Regions from separate parts of the Homo sapiens genome. Here region 1 is linked to region 2. A link is a contact called in ENCODE Hi-C or POLR2A ChIA-PET data. All regions are on one chromosome and are shown on one strand. The core of a region is the stretch at or near the end of the contact, and the rest is flanking DNA. Distances in the headings are between cores, read along the strand shown. Region 1 overlaps NAV2 (neuron navigator 2). Region 2 overlaps NAV2 (neuron navigator 2).

The links. A loop is a pair of places that touch in the nucleus more often than their neighbours do. ChIA-PET counts read pairs that join two places held with the same protein, here RNA polymerase II (POLR2A). Pooled maps may share reads with other maps.
Region 1: a loop to region 2 is called in a map of psoas muscle, with 3 times the contacts of the local background. The contact joins two enhancer-like sites. A Hi-C loop is called at or near these places in 4 of 168 maps with a recorded cell type or tissue (Right ventricle myocardium inferior, gastrocnemius medialis, prostate gland and 1 more) and 2 of 50 pooled maps. POLR2A ChIA-PET finds 5 or more read pairs at or near these places in 5 of 52 experiments (AG04449, HepG2, MCF 10A and 2 more).

The regions. Positions count from the first base shown.
Region 1 is chr11:20,055,796-20,059,150 of GRCh38, reverse strand. NAV2 (neuron navigator 2) reads right to left here. Exons shown (of 38, transcript NM_145117.5): 19 at 3,194-3,355. Among named protein-coding and RNA genes, the nearest start is that of NAV2-AS2, 8.2 kb to the right of the region's middle. Within about 2 kb of position 1,435, at least 10 of the 41 ENCODE cell types and tissues checked have a DNase peak (open chromatin) inside an H3K27ac peak, as active enhancers do; they include gastrocnemius medialis and psoas muscle, where a contact is called at or near this core.
Region 2 is chr11:19,987,042-19,990,556 of GRCh38, reverse strand. All of the region lies in intron 11 of NAV2 (neuron navigator 2), which reads right to left. Among named protein-coding and RNA genes, the nearest start is that of NAV2-AS3, 7.4 kb to the right of the region's middle. Within about 2 kb of position 1,821, at least 10 of the 41 ENCODE cell types and tissues checked have a DNase peak (open chromatin) inside an H3K27ac peak, as active enhancers do; they include gastrocnemius medialis and psoas muscle, where a contact is called at or near this core.

The DNA of each region.
Region 1 (3,355 bases), core at 186-2,685, 69 kb before region 2:
AGGAAGCATCACAAAACAGAGAAGACATTGATGAAAGATCAGAGCTTGCCTCAGACAGGTTTAAAAAAAAAAAACCCAACTGAGTCAGATATCAAGGTAGGATTGAGTGAAAAGAAAGAGGGACTGGAATCAAGAAGCTTAAGACATCATTGTGGCTGCATAAAGTCTTCAAGTCACTTTTGCCTCAATTTGGCCATTAAAAAAATGAGGATGATAATGGCCCTTGGGGAGAAGGCTATAATATGACAATTATAACAATAGCTACCATTGAGTGAGCACTTACAATACTCCCCTTTCAAAGTTATTTGTTAAATGCTTTCCAAGATTCATCTCACCTAATCTTCACTTCAATTTTCCAAAGCAGGTACAATTATTTTTCACATTTCAGTGAATAGGAAACAGGCTGAGCAGGTCAAGTCCTTTCTCAGAATCACACTGCTAACAGTAGAGGTGCCAGGATTTGAACCACTTCAGCAATTCAGGGCCTAGATACACAAGCATGCTGCAATACAAGCTTTCTTGATTAATAAGCTTCTGTGCTCCTGGGGATTCCATATAAATTGATAGGGTGGAGGGTTTCTGTGTTTTTCACTGCATTAGCTCTTAGTGATGATTGGTGAAGTCATGGGATTTTTTTTTCTCTAGAATCCATTTTAATAATGCTTCAAGCATCCCCTTAAATGTACGCTATTAAAGTTGACTTTAAGATCGCATAATGCATCTGATAGAAAGTAATTTACCTGAAACACCTTTGAAAGGCTGCATCTGGCCATGCCTGTACCTAATCTACATATTTATAATTCCTAAAACTCCTTCAAAGTGGAAAGAGCTAATTAAATTGCACAAAAACCTCACACAAATACTTGTGCTACTTCTTCCTAAATTTCTATTCTGCTTTATGGCGTATAATACACCTAACTGATTATTACAAGGAGGTTCTGTTTGGTCCAAACATGAAATGTCAATTTTCTTCCAACTGCTCCTGCAATACTGGGAGTTAATAAATTCAAAAAAAGGAATTTCAACGAAAGGAATTAAAAACCTAATTACACAAACTCTATTTTATTTTTGAATGTAATAACCTTAGAAGAAATAAAATCAATCTGATGCCATATTTTCCAAAAGATGATAATGTTATGTATTCACAGTGTATTGACAGCGGTCCCTATCCATTCCCCTAAAGTTTGACTTTTACCTCTGTGCTTCAGTTCCATGTCACCATGAATCATTAGGTTTACAAAAGTCTAGACACTGCTTGTGGGCAAGCACTTTTTATCAATGTCATTTTGACATCCCAGATATTCCACAGTTGTGCTGTCTGCCAGCTTGATTCCAGATGGAATAAATAAAAGCTATCTGATGACGATACTGTAATGGTCCTGGACCTTTATGAGGCGAAGTGTGCTTGTTTGGACAAGTTTCAGTACTGGACGTGGTTCACTCAGGAAGACACATGGCAGAGAAGAGGAATACAGTGCGGGACAAACTCCATATGCAAATCCTTCCCGGGGAGGTTGGGAAATGCTCTGTGGCGATGCTTGGCCAGTACACTGACTAGAAAGAAGTTCAAGACAAACTGCCACTTCCTTCACCTTAGGATCACAATATATTCTCTACTATCACTGTTCTGAGCAGTTATAGCATTAATTTCTAGCTCTTAAATCTCACAAATGCCCCTCAGTGACTCAGGCTTCTCCCCTCCTTAATCCTTGGTCCCAGCAGCTTCCCATATATGGATTTACAGACTTGTGCCTGTTCACTGAATGTCATGGTATGCAAATGATACATAAATCAGGGTGCAAAGTATTAAGTTACCAAGAAAATAAACCAGGGGGCAATTGCTCTGTAAATACATTCTTTAAAACTTCTGTTAAAAAGAACACTAGGCAAAAGCAGAATCCTGTGCCTTGTGTTTCTCTCCCTTTTGACTTGAAACTTCCTAAACAATCACAAATTTGTTTGTTCTTTCATGCTGGGAGGATGCTGGCCCTTTTTCCCTACTCATATGGGGACCGGGAAGCACCTATAACTCACCCTCCACATTCTGCTTTTTCAATGGCAACAAAGGGACAACCAGATGTATAGTCCTCAGACTAGGCTCCGTTTGCTCCAAGATTCCCCACTCTCTGGCTGGGGACTTTGAGCTGCCAGGAAGTCAATGCTGAAGCTGTGTTTTTACAGCTATGTTATTAGAGCTTTACGGCTGTGTTATTACAGGCCATGACATGTAATAACATTATTGTGTTAACATTTATATGTATTATCTCATTTAATTCTCATAATTCCATGAGCTGAATACTATTATTACTCCTATTTTATCCATGAAAAAACAGAGGCACAGAGAGGTGAAGCAACTTGATCAAAATCATATACCTAAAAAGCAGTGGAGCTGGAATTTAAACTCTGCTAGTCTGACTCCTATTCTTATCATTGGTTAATGAGCATTGCCGCCAATGTCCCATCAGCCCCATCTTCATGGGGTGGGGATGATATCCTCCACAGAATTTTGACTGCTTACTCACCTAACTCATACCTTGCGTGATGGAACAAAGGAAGAGAGAAATGAAGTGAGCTGTGAAGACGGCTGACAAAGTTGTCCACAGAACTTTTCTCCCATGATTCTGATTAAAATGAACCAAACATAAAAATCCAACCCCAAATATTCTCAGTTAGCAACCAAAGAAAGAAAAGGGCATAACTGAAAACAATACACTTAAAAACCCAGTGCTTGAGAAAGGAGATGAAAAATTCTGGAGCAGAGCAGAAAGGCGTGGCTGCCCGGCCCCCAGAGCTACAGGGGCATGTCAGCACAGGGAAATGAACTCTCCAGTAGTTCTCTCTGCCAAGATGGTGAGCCGGTGGCTGAGCCTCAAGGTGGAGGCGCATGCCAAGAAGCTGTGGCCCAAGTCCAGGAGGGAGAAGCCTAAAGCGGACCTCAGTCAGCTCTATGGTTCACCAGTGATTTTTAAGCAGCCTCTTCCTCAAAGGCCTGGAAGGTTAATTAAGGGTCAGGCCAGACCTTACTCTTCAGAGATCCCCACCCCTGACCCCCAGAGTAGGTGGGAGAGGTGGGAGCACTTATAGGTGGGCTCTCAGGTTAAGGAAGTGAACTTAGCATAGAGGACCCTTAACTACACTGAGTAACCTGGGAGATGGAAGTTTCCTTCCTTACCTTCTTCCTTTCCTTCCTTACCTTCTTCAAACCCATCCCGGAATGAGCCTGAACGGCTCATGGTTCTGCTCTTCTCATCCAGGGACATGGAGCTATTCCGGAAGCGGCTGTCAGTGTATGGATCATACTGCCCATCAGCATTGGAGAGGCTGTGAGTCCTCAGCATGGTCGGGTTGGACAAGC
Region 2 (3,515 bases), core at 572-3,071:
TAACAAGTAGAGAGGGGAGGTAATGGGGGGAGGGGGAAGGTATTTTAGGGTGCCCTTCTTAAACCATGGTCCCAGCCTCTGGAGGCCCTACAGATCCCCAAGCTCTGGGTAGAGAACCTCTAGCAATTGCTTAAGGGTCCATGTAGTGGTTAGCCAAGACCAGGAGAGAAAAGTTTTTGAATGACTGCAGAATCTCTGCAGATCTGGTGGCCTTGGAATTCCTAGCTCACTAAAGGGAAGCATCACCCCTGACCTGTGATCTTGACATTGCAGGCTCCTCCCTCAACTAACAATACAAAAATTGCAATAAGTCAGAATTCACAAATGGGCATCCCTTTTCTAAACTTGCAAGAAGGCCAAGGAGGCAACTGGCCCAGCTCTGTGTAAGAAAGGACCTTTTCCTTGAAGTCTGAGAACAGTGATGAGAAAAGGGGTGAGGGCAAGCCCACTCGCACGGTCCATGTGCAACAGGTCTGGGAGGGAGACAAGTCAAGAACTATTCCCTTTTTCCTCTTAATGTGAATCATTTTGCATTGTCTCTGAAGGACAGAGTTCACTTTTCCAGCTGTTTGGGCATTGCTTGTATTTTCAGTGGCTAAGGGCTCATTTGAAGAGACGATACCATGGTAAGAACTCAAAATTAGGGAATCTCTACAAAGAGAGCTCCCTAAAAGAAGCAGTATGTTAGGCGACCGGAGGATTTGGGGGGTGATCAGACAGGCCTGGGTTTGAATCCCAGCTTGGACACTCATTAGGTGTGTAACCCTGGGCACGTTTACTCACCCTCTCTGAGCACCACTGCTTCAAATCTATGAAACCAGGATAACATCTCCTCTCAAAGGGTCAGGGGTAAATGAGATAATATTTGCAAGGTGCTTGACACAGTTCCTGGCATAGAGCAACCCATCAGGAAATGGCAACTATTACTGGTTTTATTACCTTCTGATATAAGTTTATATTCGTTTTCTATTGCTGACATAAGTTTATGTCAGTTTTCTATTGCCATAACAAGTTAATATAAACTTAGTAGCTAAAAACAAAAAAAATTGATTAGCTCACAGTTCTGTGAGTCAGAAGCTGACATGGGTCTCGTGGGCTAAAATGATGGGTATGTGCAGGGCTACATTCATTTCTGGAGGCTCTAGGAGCATCTGTTCCTATGGCTTTTCCCCTACATAGAGGCCACCTGCATTCTTGGGCTGTAGCCTTCTTCCTCCATCTTCAAAGCTGGCAATGGCATGACGAGTCCTTCTTACATGACATCATTCTGACCTCCTCCTCTTGGCCTCCCTCTTTCACTTTTGAGGACCTTGTGATTATGTTGGACCCACCTGAATAAGCCAGAGTAATCTCCCTGTCAGCTGACTGGCAACCTTAATTCCCCTCGCCATGAAACTTAACATATCCACAGGTTCTGGAGATTAGAATGTGGCCATCTTTGGGGATGATTATTACACCTACCACAGGCTTAGAATGAAGCGTGAGGGGAGCAGTCTCTTCCCGTTTTTGCTGCTTCTCTTATGTGGCTCTCAGTAGGGACTATGCTTCAGAAATAACTGGCTTGTTGGGGACCTACCACCTGGTAAGGGCGCCAATTGCATCTGCAGGCTGGGGACCTCTGGCCTGGATTAAACTCTTTCCTCCAGATCAGACCTGAATCCATGAATGCACTGCTTGGTGCCAGGAGGCCTGCTTTGTTCCATATGAATCACAAAGCCAAGCAGTGTCCTGGGCTCTTGGAGTTCTTATGACACTCCCAGCAAGGAAGGAGGGCTCAGCTTGGCAGGCTGCTCAAATACCAGGTTGCATAGTTACATTCTCACACCATGAGACTCTCCTTGAGAGAGGCCTCCCAATTCAAGCTGAAACTGGGACGCCTCTGAGTGCCAAGGCCCTGGATGCAGCCTGGAAAGTCTGTACAGTGACTCTGAATCCTTCACTGAAACAGCAATCTCAGTACTTAAAACATTCAGAATTTGAAGGGTAATGAAAAACTTATAACAAGAAGAAAAGAAAAATCTCTCCTTTCTGCTTGGTTTCCTGGCTCAAAGGTGGAGGGCGATTTTCATTTTGTTCAAGTTTCAGGCTGACTCTTTACCACACAGCATTTGTTTTTTTTGTCTTTAGAAGGTTTGAAGTAATATGGCCTTATCGCCTAAATTAATAAAAAGCACTGAAGTTCAGTAAGTATTCTAACGGCTTAGAAGAAAGTTACCAAGTAGTTCCAAAGTCCTCCTCCTGATCTAATGTCACACCAAGCCTGATTTCTGTCCTCGTTGTGCTCTCAATGGCGTTTATGTGATCTTGGGATGACATTCGAGAGGAGCATCTAACTGGCTCAGCCCGTTGTGTGCTAAAACACAGGTTGGTAAAGAAAAGGATGAGGAGGATGGTGTGGCTTTGCAGTCACCAAGAAAGAGATTTAGAACTTTCCCAGAGCTGATCTTTACACTATCAAAGCTCTCAACTTGCTGGAGTTCGGGAACTTTTGATGGGTTCTGAGAGGACAGCAGTGCATGTAGGAACTGGCAGGAGTTCAATGAGCCATTTGACTGTCTGTTAGCCTAGTCTTGGCCCTCCTTGCCATATTTCTTCTTCTTCCCAGTCTGCCAGTTTGGAGACCTCCATGCCAAAGCTCCTTTTATCTGTCTGTTATCTGGAGCCTATGATGTGTAATAAGCCACTCCATTTGTCCCTTTTGATCCTCTCTTCTCAGACACCTGGCTCTAGTCTGCTGGAAGTAGACACTGATCACTATCAGGAAAAACCTGGAGCCCAGGAGTGGCAACCCTAAAGAGTGACAAGAGATCAAGGGCACACTTTACTATCTTCATTTATTATTTCTTAGAAGCTGGCTGGTAACATACCAGACTCACCAACTGACACAGTCTCTATCTCCCAGGCTCTGAAGGCATCCATTCTTATCAGTTACTTTTAATAACCCTGAAGATACCCCAGCCACATTCTGCTGCAAACAGGCAAGTTCTGCCTGGTAGGCCAGCGTCCCTTAAGGTCTTTTCCTGGAAGAGCTGTTCTCCCCAGCTGCTTGGCTGTGGTTATTAATTTTCTTATTCACACAGTGATCTGCCTTTCTTTCGTTTGCTGAGGTCTAATCAGGTCTAATCACTCAGTACTTTTCCTCTTTCCTTTGTAGAACTCATGTGGTCTATTGCTTATGTGTGAATGGAAAAAGGACCAGGCTATCTTTTTATACAGAACTTCCTGGAAAAACCTTAGCTCTGGGACCTTCGATTTTCAGGTTTAAAGGAAAGAATTCGGGTCAATTATCTAAGTTGTTTAAAGAACATATTTCCAATTACAGGGACAAGAACAGTATTATCGAAATTGCAGCCACTTGCATACTACCTTTGTTTTCTGATATAACTACATACCACCTGTGATATTCTTCCTTGATATTTCACATTAAATTGTCTCAAGTCTACACTATCCTTACCTTAAGCAGCATTTGTAAAATCACAGGTTTGATGTGCTAGTTGTAAGTTTTTAAAAAAATA